Regions from separate parts of the Homo sapiens genome. Here region 1 is linked to region 2. Evidence: chromatin loops called from intact Hi-C (ENCODE). Cell type or tissue: heart right ventricle. All regions are shown on one strand. Each heading gives the region's core, and the rest is flanking DNA. Links, peaks and the distances in the headings are about the cores only. Region 1 has its middle 220 kb from the start of LINC02227. Region 2 holds the start of LINC02227 (long intergenic non-protein coding RNA 2227).

Region 1 (10,568 bases), core at 1,420-9,419, 220 kb before region 2:
GGAGCAGCTGTCCCTAAAGGTGTACATCTCCCCACTTCAGCCATACAGGTAAAGGAGGTAAAGAGAGCCAAGTGAATATTTGACCTCATCTGTCTTCTGAGAAATGTGTGTATTTTGGGCCAAAGCTGTGTTGCAGAGAAAGTCATTTGGTCAAGTGATAGCCTTTGCTGTGTCTGCCTGGACAAAGCGGCCATTCCTGGGCAGCCTGTTTCATGGCTGCTTTACAGAAGCTTTCCACCCTCATGCAGAATACTTAAAATCAACAGGGAAATTTTCAATTCGACTTCATACCTGACAAATACTTTAACAGCAGTTTCTCAATAACCGTTAATGGAGACAGACTACCTCTCAGTTGAGGATCACAGCTCCTTCCGGTCAGTAGGCTTCTTGCCTGACTTCTGCAGCAGCTCATTGGTCTTAGAAAAGTGTCTACATCCAAAGAAACCACTATACGCTGACAACAGGGAGGAATGAGACGTTTGCAGTACATGGTGCCGCTTCCTCTCCATGGCACTGTCCTCTCCTGAGCATAAGAACCCCAGAGCAAGAAAGCAAGGCCATTGGAGTTCTGGCTTAGCCAGGACACAGTTGCATTAGCAGAGATTGCTCCCAGCCTCTCTCCTCATGAGAATTGGCTTGATGGGCTGGAACAGTGAGGACAGCGTTGAGTAAAACACCTTGTTTGACCCACCCAGATACATCTCCATGGCTGGGATGAACAAAGCCATCTATGTCTGTAGACAGCTCTTTATAAATGTTTTCCAAACTGGGCAGAGGTGGAACAGGTCTTTGAAGACTAAAGCAGACCCCACGAGCTTGATGGGGGGTACATGATATGGATCCTGTCTTGGAATGACATCCTTCACATCTCTTATGTCACACATCTAGGTCCAGGTGAATATTTGGTGTGGGAGAGGATAAACAGTGTAATCCTTGCTTTCTACTGCAACAAATCACATGAGCTTTATAAAATATGGTTTCCCAAATTCTCTGCTGAGATGCTTCTTCCAAATCTCACCAAAGCCCACGACCATGTTGTAGGTGTGAGTCTGAGCAGGGCTGTGGCCATGTTTCTCTGGACACAGATTAACTGCTCTGCTTGGTGGTGAGGAGGGCAGTGTCCCAGGTTCACCTTGCCAAGCCTGGTCCTTCTTGGCAGGGCTGGCTACCACATGCCCACTATCCTCAGCTATGGCAGCCACACTGGTCCCCAGGTCAGTGGACTTGGGACTCTGGGCATGTCACTTCCTGGGAGGCTAGGGGAGAAGAAGAAGTAGAAAGCCTTCTGGCTGATCTCACTGGAGCCCAGGAGGGGACCCATGAGTCTCATCCTGGCTGTGGCAGTCAGCAGTTGGCCTACTTTCTTGTATTTATTTATGATTTATTATTCAAGTATGCATCCCTAAACTGTATAGTTTAGTCTTGCCCATATATGTATATTATGTATATTTTTTAACTTAATGTGATTTTCAGGTCTCTTTTAACCTATGGTTTTCTACTCCACCTCTTTCTCTTTCTTATAATTTATCTGTTGACAGACCTGGGCTATTTGACTTGTCAAGTTTCCTGCAGTCTGGATATTTGACTGCTCATTCATGGTGCGGTTCAACCGGCTTTTGTATTTCTTGCAAATTGAGACCTGGATTGAGAGGTCTGATCTGACACTGGTTGGATCCCTTAATGAGGTTATAAGTGGTGTTGGGTCTTGTGTCTTCATCAGAAGGTATATAATGCCTGTTTTTTGCTCTTTTCTGGTATTAGTTGAGGTAGATGCTCAATGTCTACATTCATCAATTCATTAGGAGTTGAAAAATAGTAAAATTTTAATTCTATCTTTTGTTTTAATTTATTATCTGAGATACTTTTATAAAAAGACTCTTCCTTTCATCTACTATTTTGTTACCCAGTACTACAGTTCATATAGAATAAGTAGAATAAATATTTATTTCCTTTTATTTACCTAGTTTTAAATTAACAAACTGGATCATTGTTTCTTCGGAAGATGACCAATTAAAAATATGTATATGCTATTATGAACTCTTGGATTTATATATATTTGATGGGTTGCAATCCATTGCAAAGCTCAAGTCTTTGGCCAGTGGAACCCTCTTCAAGGTACTTTCTGACTCTTTTGAGACGGAGTCATGTTTGACATGACCCATGTAGTTTTTGACAGTTTCATTATGGACACACTCCATAAACTCATTATGGACACACTCTGCCTCAGACTTGAAATCAGCCATTTGTCCAAGAAATCCTGGTTTAGCTCAATGAGAAATGTCATATGAAGACCAACTCTGATGTAGAGAAGCTCATTGCTACTGGATTGGCCTTTGTTTCTAAGTCTCTTTAATCAAAAGAGCTGGAGTTACACAAATACTTCATGAGGTTGTACTGATACTTCCAATTAAGATTTGGATCTGCGTGGTATTTACTTAACATCTTCTATATTACTTCAGTAGCTCCTTTCTCTCACCTCAAAATCTTTGAAGGCGCAGTTCTTTTTTTTTTTTTTTTTTTGAGACAGAGTCTTGCTCTGTCACCCAGGCTGGAGTGCAGTGGCGCGATCTCGGCTCACTGCAAGCTCCGCCTCCCAGGTTCACACCATTCTCTGCCTCAGCCTCCCAAGTAACTGAGACTACAGGCATCCACCACCATGCCCGGCTAATTTTTTGTATTTTTAGTAGAGACGGGGTTTCACCGTGTTAGCCAGGATGGTCTCGATCTGACTTCGTGATCCACCCACCTCGGCCTCCCAAAGTGCTGGGATTACAGGTGTGGGCCACCGCGCCAAAGACAATAGGGGATAATAGAATATCCCATAATTAGTGTTTGCATTTTTTTCTACTTTACATATAAAATATTCTCAGAATATTAGTACTAGTACTGTAACAGGCATTTTTATTACTGAAAGCAGATAAAACTTTTTTCCATATGCTAATCATTTCCCCATTTTCATAAGTGTACTATAATTTCATTTTGAATCATACAGGCAGTACACACTACAGTCTCTTTCTTTTAACTTCTAATTACCTATATAGTAATATTCACCAGCAATACCTATCTGAGACTTGTTCTTTAGTAGATTCCTTAGGAGGAGCTCATGGGAACAGTGTTCTCTGAGTTTTTGCAGGTTAGTAGCTATTTGTGATTTTCTGGATATAAAATCCTTAGTTCACATTTTCTCTCTTTGAATATCTTAAATATACTACTGTAATGTCTCCTGGCATAATGAATTGCTGTCAAAAAAATTTGAGGATAATTAATTTTCCTTATTGAGTATGTGCCCTGTTTGCCTAGATGTCCAAATAATTTTTTCTTTTAAATACAATAATTTTTCTAGACTATGTCTTAGTTTTGGTCATTCTGGGTCAATATTCCCAGGTACATGGCATGTTCTTTTAATATACGGTTCAAATCACTTTTTTTTTGGTATCAGAAAAACTTTTTTGAACTATAGTTTTTAATACTGTTCCCTTGAGGATCATCTCTTCTCTCGTTTTCTTCTTCAGGGTCTCCTACTAGTGGTATATTGGATCATCTTTGCCTATTTTCCAGTTAACTCTTTAATGTAAGTTCCAGTTGTTTCACTTTTTTGATAATTCATCAGAGGATCTGAGCAAAATGTAAGCCTATTTTAAAACTGATTTATAATTTGGGGTAGTGATTGAGAGTGGTTTTTAACTATTATTTTCATTTTATTGGGGACCACTAGAGAAGTGGAACTAAAATCCCCAATGAACAGTATGCATTTACGGTACAACAGCAGGCCACTAGAAAAGACAGCTTGTTGCCTCTGAGATCATACAGTCTAAAAATCTAAGACTGGCACTGGAGGTAAAAGCTTCCTACTTTTATGGGATTAGAAATCTTTTCTTTGCTCTTTCTAATTACTAAAACTTATTAGAGACAGAAAATCTAACTCTCATCAAGCATCTCAATTGAGGGAGATTTTATTTATTGGTTTTACCATAATACCTAAAGTAGTGAGGATGAGGATGGCTTTCTAGGCAGGGGAAATGATATGAGCAAGTGCCTGGAAGGCAGTCAGAGGAAAACATGCCTTGTGGCTTAATGGAATACTTTTTAATGGAAAGGAGATAAAATAGTTATCTCCAAATATCCTAAGTTCTTTGTGGTTCAAAGTAAAACCATTCGTAATAATAGTGTAAGTTGCTGAACTCAGTGACCTGCACTCTTATTTCTGAAGTATATTAGTTTTCTGATGCTGCTATAATGAATTACCACAAATTTAGTGGCTTAAAACAATACAGATTTCTTCTCTTACAATACAGGTCAGAAGTCCAAAATGGGTTTTCCTGGGCTAGCTAGAATCAAAGTGTTGGCAGGGTTCCCTCTGAGATTCTGGGAATAGAACTTGTTTTCTTGTCCTTTTCAGTTTCTAGTGGCCATCTGTATGTCTTTGCTTATGGCCCCTTCCTCCGTCTTCAAATTTTATCACTCCAGTCTCTACCTCCATCACCACGTCACCTCCTTTCTGTAGTCATAACTCCACCTGTATTTCCCTTAGAAGGATACTTATGATTACATGTAAGGTCTACCTAGATAATCCAGGATAATCTTTCATCTCAATGTCTTAATTTTTTTAAATTTATTTTTAGATTCAAGGATACATGTGTAGGTTTGTTACATGGGTATATTGTGTGATGCTGAGGAGAAGCTTCTAATGATCCTGTCACTCAAGCAGTGAAGATAGTACCTGATAGGTAGTTTTTCAAACCTTTCCCCAGCTCCCTCCTTCCCCACTTCTGGAGCCCCCACTGTCTACTGTTCCCATCTTTGTGTCCATATGTATCCAGTGTTTAGCTGTCACGTATTAGTGAGAACAGGCTGTATTTGATTTTCTGTTTCTGCGTTAATTCTCTCAGGATAATGGCCTCTAGCAGCATCCATGTTGCTGCAAAGGACATAATTTCATTCTTTTTTATGGCTGCATAGTATTCCATGGTGTACATATACCACATTTTCTTTATCCAATCCACCATTGATGGGCAGCTGGGTTTATTCCATGTCTTTGCTATTGTGAATAGTGCTGTGATAAACATACACCATCTCAAAATCTTTAGTCACACCTGCAAAATCCTTTTTGCCATAAAGCAAGATTCACAGGTTCTGGGGATTAGGACCTGGATATCTTTAGAGATCACTATTTAGGCCTACCACACGCATAAGCTCTTTTTTTTTTTTTTTAAATCAAAGAATCCCTTATGATGGAAGGGAGTAAATTCATTTTCAGGGAGGTAATAGGGCTGAGCTCAAAATAGTCCCTGGAAATCTATAATTTCTTTGAAGACTAATGTTTTATCTTAAAAATCTGTTTGAATTTTCTGATTTACATTTGTGCTTGCTTTCTAATAAGAATAATCTACCTGCCCCACTGTTAGGCACTGAAAGAAAAATTGGTCTGGGAAGATGTATTGTGATTTTTTTTCATGGCTATGATGACACTGAGTATACCTTGGAGGTAACTGTGTCTAATTTGGATGACACGGCATCACATCATAGGAAAGAGAGCAAATTAAGAGGTGTCATTGGCCTTAACTCTGGCTGACTCAGGCCTAGCTCAATAACTTGGGGGTGAGGGAGAGCCCCATTGGATGTTTTTCACATTCTGATTGCCTCTTGCTCAGAATTCCCCATTCATGCCTGAGTCCCATGAGTGGAGCAAGGGGTCTCAGTGGGGTGGGAAGTAAAGGCAACCAGTAAGACTTGCTCTTTAATTAGAAAGTGAGTCCCTAGAGATTTTGAATACCATTTCCTCCACAGTGTTGAGTCAAGAGCTAATCCTCAGAACACTCATCTATGGACAGAGTCTCAGAATGGACCTTCCTGGCTTTCCTGACCCAGGATTTGTGGATGAGCTCTCTTTCCCATTAGACAGCTTGCTCCGCACATAATCAGCACCCTGGGCTTGGCTTCTACTGAAGGAGTGAGGAGCCCTTATTTCTGCCCTGCGGCTCTTTGCATGATAGATCATGCATTGTTATTGTGCACGCTTTCTCTGAATCCCTCCTCCTCTCCCTCCCTCCAGCCCCTTCTGCTACGTAACCGCTCAGGGTCCCAGGACAGTTGAAATCTGACCAGCCACAGTGCTATATTTAACTTCTGTGTGCATCACAGCTGAGGACTTGGCCCATACAACACAGGTGCACCCACAGCCGTTGTTTCTTCCTCTCTGAGGATGCAGGCAAAAAACCAGTGCCCCTGCCTGGAATGGAGGGGGCGTGGGAGAGGAGAGGCCGAGTCGTTCCTCAACCTCGTGGTCTGCCCAGCCCTGCTCACTGCAGCGTGTAGTGAGACAATATGGCAATTCATAAAATGTGACATTCATGTGTGAGGCACACTGCTGTGAGCCTGTTTTATTCCATGATAAAAACTACATCTGTCAGAACCTATCTGCTCATGTTCAGGCCAGGAGGAGAATTGTATCGCCTAGATTTGCTCTCTCCTTCCTCTTACTAGAGGCAGCTTCCTCCTGTCTCCTACCAGAGCCAGTTGAGGGGTCCCCTGTCATGGGAGAAATCCATGGTGGACCTCCATGTGTCAGAAAAAAGGATGAACCGACTTCAAATTATTTCTCTCTTTGAGGGTCTTGCTCTACAATGGCAGAGAATTTCTGTGACAGATTAAAAAAAGACACATTTGACATATGTACATATAGATAAATTATGACACAGGCATGTATATAATATACCTATATATTTAAAAATATTTTAAAAACTGACTTTGGGTTTGAAAGTTTTCAGCAGGCATTTTTGTTTCAGTTAATCACGTTTCTATTGCAGCCTGGGGACTTTTTAAAACATTTGTAGAACCCCCTATCTTGTTCCCAAAGGCTTAAGCATTATTTGATAATTAGCCTTCACAATTATGTTATACGTTTTGGAGAGAAGTGAGAGCTGGGGAGGGTGGGAGGAGAAAAGTTGTGTGTGTTAGTTAATGTGGGAGGAATGAGGGGTATTATCTGGGGATTGGAGGAATGCTTATGAGAGAAAGAAGTTCACTCTGTCAAAATCGTGTTGGTTGCCAGTTCTCTGTGAAACCCTCATTTAGGATACAGGGAAGGGGGTTGGGGGACGTTGGAAACTTTCTCACCTTTCCTAATTAAAATGATGTCAGAAAACAGGATCCAAGTAGAGGCCAGCTATATGCCATTTAAAAAGAAATATGCTTCATTACACTTTCTCTCCATTTCCCGGAACTCACTATGGGAACAAGAGAAAGGAAGAATCCTTGTTAAAATTTTGGAGATAGTATTTTGGTCTTTACCAACTGTGACCTTGATAGCACAATGCAGTGATCCTTGCTAAGATGACAGTTTTCCTTTCCTTCTCTCTGCCTGTGTTCATACACCACCTGCTTCTCATTGTCCACACACTCACATCAGCAAACTGCAGCATCTCGTGTTCTTGGTTCATGCTCTCTCTGACTTGCTGGAGAAAACAGTGATCTTTTCACCTTCAAATAGGTATATTTGCTCTGTGTTTTTATTTTGTGAAAATTATTTCCTTCTCTAAGGAGAAATGTTTGTTTTTGTTTATTTAATCAGATTCCAATAAAGTTGAGTATATGGCTTAGAGAGCGAGAGAATGAGAGAGGGGGATGTGTGTTGTGTTTTATTGTGTTTGGAGTGTGTGTGTGTGTCTGCAGAGGATATCTGAAGGATCCTACCACGAAAAATGATCCTCAGTCAAAATGTTAAAGTAGATGATGGTGTGTGCCAGGGGCCATTTCTTACTGTACCACTTTTCTTTCAAATCCGAGATGTTAGAGGAACACAGTACTTCTCCAAGATACAGTGATATTTCAGGCAGTACCAGACAGTGGGAAAGGCTTTTTGCTTTCGTTTGTTTGCCTGCTATTTATTACTATTATTATTAGCTTTTGATGGGGAGGGGATGGGAATTTCTGGTTTTGGGGACTTCTAGAATCCAATAACATAGAGAGCTGCTTGAGGTTAGTTGTGCTACATGGTTTAATGTGGCTTTTGTTGGGTTGTTTTTTTGTTTTGGCCAGGAGTAGGAAACCGGCTGCAAAGCAGGATGATTTGGTTTTGATGTCTGTCCCCTCCAAATGTCATGTTGAAATGTAATCCCCAGTAGTTGCAGGCAGAGCTCAGTGGGAGCTATTGGGCCACGATGGGTAGATCACTAATGAAAGGCTTAGCGTCATCCCGTTGGTGATGAGTGGGTTCTTGCTGAGTTCATGCAAGAGCTGATTGTTTAAAAATGTGGCACCTCCCTCAGCCCCTTGTTCCTGTTCTAGCCATGTGACACATCGGCCCTGTGGCTTTGCCTTCCGCCATGATTGGAAGCTTCCTGAGGCCTCACCAGAAGCAGATGTTGGTGCCATCCTTCCTGCACAGCATGCAGAACTTTGAACCAATTAAGCCTCATTTCTTTATAAATTACCCAGCCTCAGGTATTCCTTTACAGTGACGCAAAAATGGACTAACACACAGGAGTTACAGTTTAAAGGCCTGTAGGGGCCATGACTATGATGGAGATGATTGAACCCATCTGGGCGTGAGGCAGCTGGGATAGAAGGGGACTGTGCATGCAGGAGATGGAGCTACCGCATTCCAGCCCGCTGCTGCTGGGCAGGGATGCAAGCCCAGTGTTGGCAGATCTTTGATTTTTTTCTGGATTCTGATGTAAAGTTTCTTGACTTTAAAATGTTTATCACTCATTCAAATTAAGAGGAAAAAAACCAACTCACATCCTGCACAACCTTGGAAAGGTCTGTTTACTCCTTTATGAAACAAAAGCATTAGGGTGGATGAGCTCAAAAATTTCTACTTGACCAGACCTTTTAGGATTGTATAATTCCTGAATCCTGAGTTCAGACCTTCAAAATCCCTTCATTTCCTGTTTTTCTTTTTTTTTCACAAAGAGGTGGGCAGATGTTCAAAAGGAGAAAAGAGGAAACAAAACAGATGTAGAGAAGGATCAGGAAGGTCTAGATAGTGGAAGGTGGTGCCTGCCCATGTGCCACTCTGCTTTTTGGAGAAAAGCTTCTTTCTCTGAATTCTTTATGAAAGCTACCTTTCCCTCCCCTGAACCGCAATAGTCCTTTTCCAATCCCCTTTTCAACAGATATGCTTATTTAATATATTTATTAATTGCCTGCCTGGGGGCAGGCATACTTTTATGACTTCTGTAATTTTTCCACTTGTATTATAGTTACTTGAGTAAAAGGATGGAGAGAACTTTATTTTCCAAATTTCTTGGATACCAGGAAGGAGGCTGGTCTGTTGCAAGTACACACTGTGAGAGAAGCAGGGTGAGAAGAGGCAGAGCGGACAGGGCTTACGCTGTTTGGAAAAGAGTGCGTAGTGAGGTGGGTCACCTTTTGGAGAGCCCACGCTTTGAGAGCCAGCAGAGTGAGGTGGAGAGCCATCAAGACAGCCGACAGCTATGTGGCGTGAGATGCAATTGCCCTCCACTGTCCTCAGTTCTTCCACAAAGTTACCAAAGTTGTGAGGTGCTGGTGCCCGATCAAGGCAACAGGCACAGGTGTAGCAGCAGAGCAAAAAGGCCAGGAGTTTGCAGATGTCATGAGGAGAACTGTGGATTCAAACAAGCCTTGAAACTGTCCGAGCCAATTCCTGAGATGCAGTGAGGTCCCCAGGTAACATTTGGGTACATTTGGGCACATCTGGGCCCATTGTCACCTGAGCCAGGTTGTGAGCAGTTTGGGAGCAGGATCCTTGTCAAAGTTGTCTCTGGAGAAGATATGGGGACAACACAGTGCTTTTGCATGGAATGGATGTCAGTAAATACTTACTTACTGAATGAATGATTGAAGAAAGGAAGGCAGGCAGAAAGGAACGAGAAAGCTGTTAACTGCCAGTCCCTTAACATGGAATGCAGGCTTTACATGGAAAGACAGACTAAATAAACCAGCTTGGAGAGAGTTAATTTCTGCCTGCAGCATTCACAGGAAGGATAATGTATGCTGGGGCGGAAAAGCATTAGTTTTTCCCTTTTTGAAACCCCTAAAAGATTTGTCTGAAGCATATATTTAAATGGGCAGCGTACAGGTGTTTTCAGAGCTGCTCCAGCCCCAGAGAAGGCCTCAGGGCAAACCAGAGAAGACGGTACTTGGTAACGAGAAACACTCCTCAGCTACTCTGCATGCTTCAGTGGGAAAATGCAAATCAACTCATTCTCGCTTTTGAGGACAACTTCAGATAAAGGGTTCCCCAGGCAAAGTAACCCCTTCAATGTGCCTGACTGTCTTTCCCCATTGCTATCTTTTCCTGCACTACCTGCAGTGTGAGCTGTCGGGGGTGGGGAGGGGTTGTGGATGGGCTGCACCGGAGATGAGAAAGGAGTTGCATAGCAATGAGGAGGTGGAGGAGGAGAGAGAAGGAAGGGGCTTGGGCTTTTGTGTGGGTACAACTTTGTGGAAAAGGCCTTAAACTAGGAGATGGGATTACCTCTACTTCTGCCTCTGTCGGCCACCAGCTGTGGATGACCTTGGGCAAGAAGGGGGATTCATAGGCAATCAAAGCTGAAGTGAATAATGTTGGAAATCATATCAAT
Region 2 (10,568 bases), core at 1,767-9,766:
CTCGTGATCTGCCTGCCTCGGCCTCCCAAAGTGCTGGTATTACAGGTGTGAGCCACCGCGCCCGACTGTCTCTGCCTTTTAATTGCAGTACTTAGCAGTTTATATTTAATATAATTATTAATATGCTTGGGTTTTAAATATGTCCTATATTTTATTTAAGAAAGTCCTATATCTTCTTTGGCCTTTTTCTCTTTTTTCCCACTTTATTTTGTAGTAAACCAGTTTTTTGGGGTTTTTTTTTGTTTGTTTTTAGACATTCTATTTAATCTTCTCTATTCACTTTTTAGCTACATACTTCTACCTCTTTTTTTTTACTTTAATTAGCTTTTAATTTATTTCTCAGTCCTTATTTGCACAAGCAATAGCTTTTGATGTGGTTGATAAATTTCTCTTCCTTGAGAGAATTTCTTCTCTTGAATCCCAGGGCATCGTATGTGCCAGGTTTTCTTTTTCTCTTTCAGACCACTCCTTCTCAATCTCTTTTGCAGAGTCTTTCTGATTCTCTGACTTCTAAATTTTGGGGCCATTCTTTAGTTCAGTCCTTTTTTTCTTTATATACACCTTTTTTTTCTCTTTATATACACTCCCTAGGTTGTATAAAGGTTTTAAATACACTCAAATTTGTATCCCCAGTTTGATACCTCTCCCTGGAACTCAAGACCTGTTTATTCAATTGCATACTTAACATTTCCACTTGGAAGTCTAATAGGCATGTCAAACTCAGTGTGCCAAAACTGAGCTCCTGACATTCACCACCCCTCCCTTCATCTCTACCTCCATGCAGTCTAGATCCTCATTCAGTCTTCCTTATTTTAACTACCAATTTTCCCAATTGCTCAGGCAGAAACCTTGGTATTTTCCTTGACTCCTCTCTTCCTCTCACACCTCACTTCTAACCAATAAGCAATTTCTGTTAATTCTATCCTCAAAATATTCATTCACCCATCTCTCATCACTTCCACTGCCAGCCCAGGCAAAGCCATCATCAGCTCTCACCTGGATATTGCAGGAAACTTCTAACTCACCTCCTGCTTCAGCTTCTGTCCCTTGCAGTCTGCTTTTAGCACAGAAGTCACAGTGATCCTATTAAAACACACTTTAGGCCATGCCAGTCCTCACCTTTAACCCCCAAATTCTCTTCCATCTTACTGAAAATAACAGAATGAAGAGCCCTTTCTGTTATCTTCAGGGTCCTGCATGATCTGGACATATGACTACTTCCCACACACATTTTCACATGGCCTAATATCACATATCACCTTTTCAGAGGGGACTTTCCTGACCACACTCTATGTAAATATCACACTTCTCTCATAATTCATTTTTATCCTACTTTATTTTTTCTCTATAGAACTTTCTATTACCTGAAATTAAATATTTACTTGTTTATTATTTGTCTATCTCCCTAAAATAAAAGCTCTCTGTTGGCACTAGAACATGCCTAGTAAACAAATACTTCGAAAATATTTGCTCAATGCATATCTTTTTTCATCTTTGGTATTTTTTTTCCAACCTGGTAATTTGTTTTTTTATGTATGTCTGTGTGGGGTTTTTTGCTAAATTCTGTTAAATTTTTTTAAAATTTTAATTGTTATGAATACATAATAGTTGTACATATTTATGGGGTGCATGTGATATTTCGATACAAGTATACAATGTATAATGATCAAATCAGGGTAATTGGGGTATCCATCACCTCAAACATTTATCATATTTTTGTGATAGGAATATTTCAATTCCACTCTTCTAGTTATTTTGAAATATAGCATAAATATTGTTAAAAACATTCCAATTCCACTCTTCTAGTTATTTTGAAATGTACCATAAATTATTAACTATAGTTGCCCTTTTGTGCCACTGAACACTAGATCTTATTCTTTCTCCCTGACTGTATTTTTATACCCATTAACTGGGTCTTTACTCCTCCTCAATCCCTGCCACACCCACTGCTCTTCCCAGTCTCTGGTAACCATCATTTTACTCTCCAACTCCATGAGATCAATTTTTTCAGCTCTCACATATGAGTGAGAACATGCAATATTTATTTTTACGTATGTATGTATGTATGTGTGTATTTCAATGAAAATTCTCTTCATCTATACGTTTTTGGAAGACAGTGACCTGACTTAAACATCTTTATTTTCAACATATAGTGTAGACTTCCCCCAAAGGATAGCTTCTCAGACAGTATTTCCTGATCCATTGATTAATGATAGATAAAAGGGGCAGATATTTTTCCAACTTGTTTATTTGTTTGTTTTTATATATATATATGTATGTGTACATATGTTTGCACTTAAACTAGCAAATATTACCTTCTTATCTATAGGCTTTTGGAAGACAACAACCTCACTTAAGTATCCTTTGTTTTCAACACATAGCACAGACTTCCTGGAGACTGTTTTTGTATATGTAATTAAAAAAAACAAAAACAAAACAAAAAAAACCCAGAAGACTAACAGTCTAATTTTGAAAAAAAATCCACAGTCATGTGAATGACAGATGATTTTGGGTATGACTGGGGACTGGAATGGACACAGAGCTCTTTCAATTCTGTCTAACAAAGCCACAGACTAATGTTAAGGAATGTTTGTGTGATCTCTCCAGTGTGGAATCAGTACCCAAACACAGGAGTCTTTACAAAGATCCAAAATAATCATAAAACCATTATAACCACAAGCCCTCTTCAGAGTTATCCCCTCAATAGTGAATGCTGCCTTTTCAAGCCAACTCTTATATTGAGAGAAGGGTTGTAATATCTCCAGCCTGGAAGAAATCCCTATTCCTGTGGCTCATTTACTACATCTCTGTGGTTCTTGGAAGGAAGGATGGAGTGAAAGCCACCCCAGGCAGTTGACTGTGAATTCTAGTCTTAAGCAATGTATGGAGCACTTCAATAAACTTTGGCTATTTAGCCAGCCTTCGTTCCCTAGAGAAATACTGCCCAGCTATCCCCAAGCTCTGGTAGATTGTTTGCCACGGACAACTTATTGATTTATGGTCCTGGGCATTCTTAGAACTCTGCTAAGAGAAGGAAAAGGCATGATCACCTTGTAGGAGCTATGAAGGTAAAGCCTGCCTTCGAATCCTCAGGTAGCATAAGCAAGAGTACCGGGGGGCATAGTGTGCATTTCCTATTCTTACAGGGTGCCGGGCACATAGGGGTCACTCCATCAATAAGGGAGGAGAAAGAATGAAATGAACTGGGAGGATAAAAAGCAAGAGGCTCATTGCTCACTGGATGTCTACTGTCTAATGGGGAGGGAGGGACACAAACTCAGCTGGCTTTAAGTTATAAAGCAGGGTGAGAACTTTCACGTCACTGTGAATTCACACAGTTGTAATTTTTTACTTAACATTCACATGCTCTATATTCTTTCCATAAAGGTACAAACTGTATTTCTCTTAAAATGTCAATACTGCCACATTGAACTGCATAAAGAGCCTGACCTTGGAAGCTCTCCTGAGCAAGAAACTACCTAGGACCCTACCCTAAGCTGGTCTAAGGATATTTCACGTTTGTATTCCCCACAGGGTCTAGATTGAGGTTTGGCACATGTGAATGCTTAGTATTTCCTGCATAAACACCTGACTGAAAAAAAAATATGAAAGAGCTTGATACCAATGGCATCTTTGTTGTGTTCTTAGAATTCATTAGAAAAACAACTTTGCTGAATATGAAATGGAAACTCCAAGTCTTTCCCCGTATTGGTTAGCTTTCTCTCACCAATATGGTGCATGGTGCCAGCATAAAGTGCATCAGACGTGATAGTGGGCTTTCAACATGCCACACAGCAAGGTGAATTTTTCAGAACTCCCAAACCTCCCTTGAAAACACTTCTACGCAGGTCACATCATGATATATTTGCCATTTGTAAAGTGAAATACCATCATGAAAGAGAATATTTAATGCCATAAAGAAAAACCCTACCTTTCCCAGCTTATAAATGTCAGATCACCAATTCCAACTGCATAGGGAAAGAATCATAAAGTAAGATCATAGTCTCCTGCGATTTTTGAATCAAAATGGAAATTAAGAAATGAAGGTTTAATAATCCTTAACGTTTGCTCTTTGGGAAGGCTGCTGTTTGTTGAGAGTGGGGCTGGCCTACATTAGGGGTGGACAGTTGAGAGAAGCTTCCTTTTCATCATCCTGTCCTCACAGTGTGCACTTTTGCAAACTTTGTGGCTCCGGGATTGTACAAATACAATGTTTCCCTGATGGCCTCACAGCATGAGACAAGGCAAAGCATTCGGGGATGGTCCCTATGGTCCTGAGCCCAGTTTTAAGATGTAAGCAAGAATATCAAGGATAAATAAGTGCTTTGGATTGCCCAATTACTTCTACTTTCTCTGGCCTTGTGGCTTTTGATAGTCATGTAAAATTCACTACAAATGGATAGAAATGCCTCTTCTTCAAATGTTCCAGAGGAAAAAAATTCAAAGTTCCTTTAGCTGTATATACCAGGGCATTGGCAGCACTCAGGCACTTTGGAAAGCATGTTGGTGGTAACTACAGGGCGGCCACCCTGTCTGAAAGCATTTTGGTACATTTCATACAATGAATAAATGTTGGACTTCTATTATGTATATTAATTCATACCAAATAGTTAATTCATATGATGATATTATTTATGATGAAATTATTTGTTTCCGGACCTTCTGCCACATGTTTTATAATCTTAATGTGCTTACTCCATAAGCCACATCTCCACTTCTCAATTTTTAGTTGCATTCTTGCTCAAGAGGCACAAATAAGGATGTTCATTTCAGAAATGATTGGACTGGAAAAAAATGTTAGTCAGATTCTAAATGGTCGGTAATAGAGATCTGGTTAAATAAATGTTACGCATAATGTAATAAGAAGGACACTCTCACACATAACAACTATAAACTGTAGACAAAATACAAAAACTACCCAAGGGCTCTAGAGCGTGAACAATAGTTAGCAAATTTGGGGAAGAAGTCAAAACTTAAAGAAAGAGACCAACATGTGTAAGTTTCTGATTTTTGTGGCTCTGCCACATGGTGAGCAACAGTCAGGGACCAGAGACAGAGCCTGTAGTTTAAACACTGGTGTTTACCTGTTTACCTGGATGGCCATTTTTAACAGCAGGTCATAGATTTCTGCCATGCTTTAATAATTTGTGCAAAGGTGCAAATTATTGATGACTGATTTTAATCTTTGAAAACTTAATGAACTTAAATTTCCCTTGGAGGGAACAAAAACAGCATAGTAGAAGCACACAAAAATCTTCAGTAGTTTCATGTCCTCTTAGAAGCCATTCATAATCTACAGGTTAAAAAAAATCTCTGCTATAGGCTAGATTCCCTTCATGATAGAGACCAACATAGGATTGGTAGAGCAAGTAATATTATGAATTTTTAAAATTCAGGATAAGAAATATCTTTAAGGATGGGGATCCTCTGAAAACTTAACCTGAAATAAATGTAAAATTTTGTAGTTAAGTCTAAATAATTAATTGCAAGTATACAGAATGACAAAGGTATGATACAGTAGCCTCATAAACAGAAAAAAGATATGAAAGCTTATTGATAATATGCTCCATTATATGCCATAAATATTATGTGCTTCCCAGAGAAACGAATGTGATCTTCTGTTACTTTAATGGAGTATCGGTTTCTAGAACTGCACTGCACAATATGGCAGCCCCTAGCCATATGTGGCTATTTAAATTAAATTTACTTTTTAAAACAGCTCAAAAATAAAGTGCTTCAGTTGCATTAGCCACATGTCAGGTACTGAATAGTCAGTCACACATAGTTAGGTAGCTGTTGCACTGGACAGCATAGATAGAGAACATTTCTGTGATTGCAAAAAGTTCCGTTGGACAGCATTGTTGGGAACAAGGGAGGTTAAGAGTCATGCTGTGCTCTGCATTGGACAGAACACACCTGGCATCGTAGACACATGCTGTTTGCTGCCCAGAATCGATTGCTCTCTTTTCTTGGTAAGAGAATGCTGAGTTTCCTATGGGAGAACATGCTGTTCCCATTCTCAGTCACCTGATTTGGGAGGGATTGGTGCCTCCCAATCAAGGAGGGGACCCTCATGACTCCCTGTGGGCAGTGTGGTGTAAAGAGGGAAAATACAGAACTATAGCAGGTCTTTTGGTCACATAAGGGGAGAGTGTGGACCTGCTGGGCAGCCACTTTAGGATGAAGACATCACTATAGGATATCCAACAGAGGGAAAGTGCATACTATGGGAATATTTAACCTCTGGATCTCACTTCATCTGAAGCCTACCCTTCTTCCTCCTGATTACATGAATTCATAACCTCCCTTCAGTGTTCAAGTCACTGAAGTTGGGTTTCCTATCCCTAGATGATACCTAAATGAGCTCCCTGATAAATTGAGTTCAGCTGCTTGTGTTTCTGTTTGGACAATGATACAGCACAATGGAATGTTTTCATAGGAGAAAGACCAGGAGGGCGAAAGAAGTTCAAGGAAATATCCCTCTTCTATTCCCATGGCCAAATTAAGTCTTTATTCCCAGGCCAGCCCCAAGTGGCTGATGTGACCATTTTGACATTTCATAAATTCCCTTGGGAAGAAGGATTCTAAAAGCTTCCAGTCTTAATTTAAAGTAGTATGGTAGAGGTAATAAGACCATCTGATGAAGTCACTGAATCCACAAATCTCTCTGTATTGCTAGGACAAAAGATAAGAGAGCAAATCATGTAAAATTACTTTCCTTTTAAATATAAGTGACATTCATACCGGCACAGGGCTGCATTTTAATAACTGTACTACTGCAAAATGTGTCACTTTAGTTGCATGATATTATAAAAGAAAACCAGTGGATATTATTTTTGTGTCATTTTCTAATCCAGTGCATTTTTATAAAATTCTACAGATTGAGTTAAAATTTTAAAGGAGTATATATAATGAAATTTGAAATATTCTTTGAGGGTAGTTCTTCTGAAAGGTTGATGGAAGCATCCAATAAAGGACTGCAGAGGATTGTTTTCAGAGGCTTGAGGAAGATGGCAGAAAGACATTCTATGTATTCTCAAAACTGTTTTTAAACTCCTATTTTATGGCTGAATTAACTAAGATGTTCATTTGTTCCCTGCCACACACGCATGGAAACGAGAAAGTGTAGATTCTTCAGAGTTTACAAGTTCTAATACAGAAGTCCACAGCCTTGTCTGCACAATAGAATCACCCGGGGGCGGGGCGCTTTAAAAATATGAATGTTATTGAACATAATTACAACATGATCCAGCAATTCCATTGCTAAGTATACACCCCAAAGAATTGAAAGCAGGGACTCTAATAGAATCATGTTCTTCTATGTTTATAGCAGTACTATTTACAACAGCCAAAAAGAATAAATAACTCAAATGTCCATAGAAGGATGAATGGATAAACAAAATGTAGTATATACCTACAATGGAATTTTATTCATTAAAGAGGAAGAAAATACTGACACATGCTATACCATGGATGAACATTAAAAATATTATGCTAAGTGAAATAAACTAGACAACAAGAAGACAAATATTGTGTGATTCCACTTATGTGAGCTACCTAGAATGGACAAATTTATGGACAGAAAATAGAACAGTGGTTACCAGAGGCGGGGGTAGGGAAGAATGGGGAGCTATTGTTTAATGGGTGCAGAGTTTATATTCGGAATCATGAAAAAAACTTCTGAAGATGCATGGTGGTGATGGTTGCACAATATGAATGTATTTAATTTACAGAATTATATATTCAAAATGGTTAAAATGCCGAATTTTATGTTGTATGTATTTTACCATATTAAGAAAAATGTGGATGCCAGAGTTCCACCCCTAGGATCCTTATACAGTTGTTTTGGGGTACAGTCTAAATATTGGAACTGTAAAGGCCACCTGGGTGTTTTTAATGTGCAGCCTTATGCCTCAGGTCCGAAAGGTGACATAAAAAAGTGAAAACAGCTCAGGTGAGGTCTGTGAAGACATGCGAAGAACATGAACTGTCTAAAGGGGGCAGCTGCCACCACTTGTCCCTGGTTGATGACTGCCCTGAGGGAATACAGGTCTCAGAGTGGGTACATCTTCTGAATTGTTTAAAGAGGCATGTATCTGGAGGGTAAAGAAACCTAATTCTTAAATGATCGTAACTTACTGAAACTTAAAAATAACACCCAATGACAAAATAAAATATGTCTGAGAGCTGCGTGTTCTCTAGGCCATAGGATATCAACCATCTCAGTTTGCCTGGGATTGTTCCCAGGCAACTAAAAAGTTGCCAAAGCACTGGTAAATCATTTGGGAAATCACTCTGTCCCAGGGAAACCACTATGGTTGGCCACCCTAGTGGGCTACCTTTTTTCTTTTTCTTTTTTTTGGTCTGAAGAGGCAGAACAACACACGTTTCTTTGATTCCCTTCCATGGTCCCAGACTGGTGACAGTGCAAGGTGGGGGCTTGACAGTGCAAGGTGGGGGCTTGAAAGTGTTTTACCTCCTATAACATTGGTCAGCAGTCCCCTCACCATAAGCCATTCCAAATAAACATTCATTCTAAGTAAAAACAGCAATCTTGCTAAGCAAACCCAGCCTTAAGACAAATCTCATTCCATTCCTCTTGGTTAGGTTTGTGCTTTTAGACCCTGCCTATAGAAAACTTGGAGCCACTATGGCATAGACAGCTACGTAAGGAGCAATTCTGGGAAGGGAAGAAAACCCCACAGTCATGGCTGTGGCTTCTCATTCTTCTTTCTTATAAATGATGTCCTAGAAATGTGAAGCAAATAAGTGGTACTTATTCTAGAACAGTCCCTGGATGTTGTTTAAGGCCTCTCATTGGTCAGGTTTCTGTCAATCTTTGCAGCTCTGACATTTTTTTTACACCTGTGGTCAATTGTTCTGGTTGGACATCTTGGTGGGTAATTGATTATTAACATAAGTGGCAGTCTTTAGGGTTATACACAAGTATTCTGGTTGCAGTCTCTCTTTCTGGTGACATGAAGAGATACTTTCTTACTCTCTTGACGGTGGCTGTGTGATCTGCTTTGGCCAACAAAATGTGAACGGAAGTGATGTGTGTCACTTTCGTCTGAGGCATTTAGCTGCTGGTGCTCAGCACCAACCTTCTTTTTTTATCTGTCTTGGCAGTTAAGGAAATGTTTGTCAAGATGATGTCTTCACTAGCCTGGGTCCCTGAGTGACCACCCATGTTGGAAATGTAGTGAGCACAAGAAATAATTCTTTGTTGTATTAAACCATGGAGATAAGGGACTATTTGTTACTGCAGCATAATCTAATCACCTTAACTGACAAGGTAGAGAAATCACATATGTGAATCATGTGATTTGGTTCACATCCAGAGCAATAGTCGATGCATAGCATACTATATGAAAATACTTTCCTAAAATTTAAAATTTATGTTGACTTTTCCTACCAAATGTCTAGATAAGGAATAAACCTCAACTCTAACTACTTCTTGTTCCTGTTCCTCTCTAGTCTACTGTTGTCCGATAGAACATTCTGTGATGGTAGAAATATTCTATATTGGTGCTGTCCAATACAGTGGCCATTAGCCACATGTGGCTAATCTATGTAAGTTTGAAATATGGCTAGTGCAACTGAGAAGATGAATTTTAAATTTTATTTAATTTTGGTTGATTTAAATTTAAATCACCTTGTGGGCCTATTAGCTGTTATATTGGGCAGCATAGCTCCAGACAATCTAGTTCTTGCCATGTCAGAAAGCCCCTCGCTCCTAGAACTTTTTCCCTCCATGACTCTGTGCCCGTTGCTTCCTAAGCTGAAACACTTCTTCATTGAATCTGTCTTTATCTTAGGGTCATGTCAATTGTAATTTTTGACCTGGAACAGAATGATCCTCCCCTGCGGTTCCATGCAATGCTTTATTTGTGTGTCTGGTGTGGTAATGACTTCCCTCTGTCTTTTGAGTTAGGTGGGAATATCTATCTTTTCCACCCCTACCTTTGTATATATCCTATGGGCAATAGCCTTGTTATTTATTTGTGTATATCTCATAGGCCTTGTTCCTGGTAGGTGCTCAATCAAGAATCAGGAAACCTCATATTCATTTAAAAATGGGTCCTCAGACAACCCCATAAGTGAGCCTTAAGTTTAGCACCAAGTTCCAAGGATTATTTCAAGTGGAAATGCATTTATGAGATAATGCCTGGGAAATGTTTGCTGGCCCAAGACTCTTGTTTGTCCTGGGTTGCGAAAAATGAAAAATCAACCTTTATGAGTAGTAACTTTATCACATGGAAGGGAAAACACAGGTGTCCCTTTTGTACACTCAGTGGGGTCACTAAAATTTGGGTGGTAAGCTTTAAAACTGAGTCATCACATTTCCCCAGTCCCTTAGTGGCATGGGAAAGGCTAGTGAGGCCTAGCAATAATAGGTCAGCTGTGGGGAGAGTGAGAACACCACCCCATGCTTTGGGGCAGGGTATCCAGGATGTGTTTCCTGGCCTTCACTGAGTAGCAGAAGGAAGAGGGTGAGATTTGGAGTGAGCTGGACTTTGGATGGACATGCTCATGTCCTGCTCATGTCATAGTCAAGAGTCTTTCAT

What was found. Peaks named below come from ENCODE experiments on the same cell type or tissue, not always from the same donor. Only the 100,000 strongest peaks of a DNase experiment are listed, where the experiment ranks them.
Region 1: it touches region 2 in a loop (2.1-fold over the local background); 2 of 110 quality-filtered maps call a loop at or near these places.

Annotation. Positions count from the first base shown.
Region 1 is chr5:158,188,618-158,199,185 of GRCh38, forward strand. It overlaps the pseudogene LOC100130177. Among named protein-coding and RNA genes, the nearest start is that of LINC02227, 220 kb to the right of the region's middle. In heart right ventricle, for the core only: no CTCF peak of the experiment used is centred there; no DNase peak of the experiment used is centred there.
Region 2 is chr5:158,408,527-158,419,094 of GRCh38, forward strand. It overlaps LINC02227 (long intergenic non-protein coding RNA 2227), which reads right to left and starts at 1,247. Exons shown (of 7, transcript NR_109888.1): 1 at 1,120-1,247. In heart right ventricle, for the core only: no CTCF peak of the experiment used is centred there; a DNase peak (open chromatin) is centred at 5,955; H3K27ac peaks cover 1,672 bases.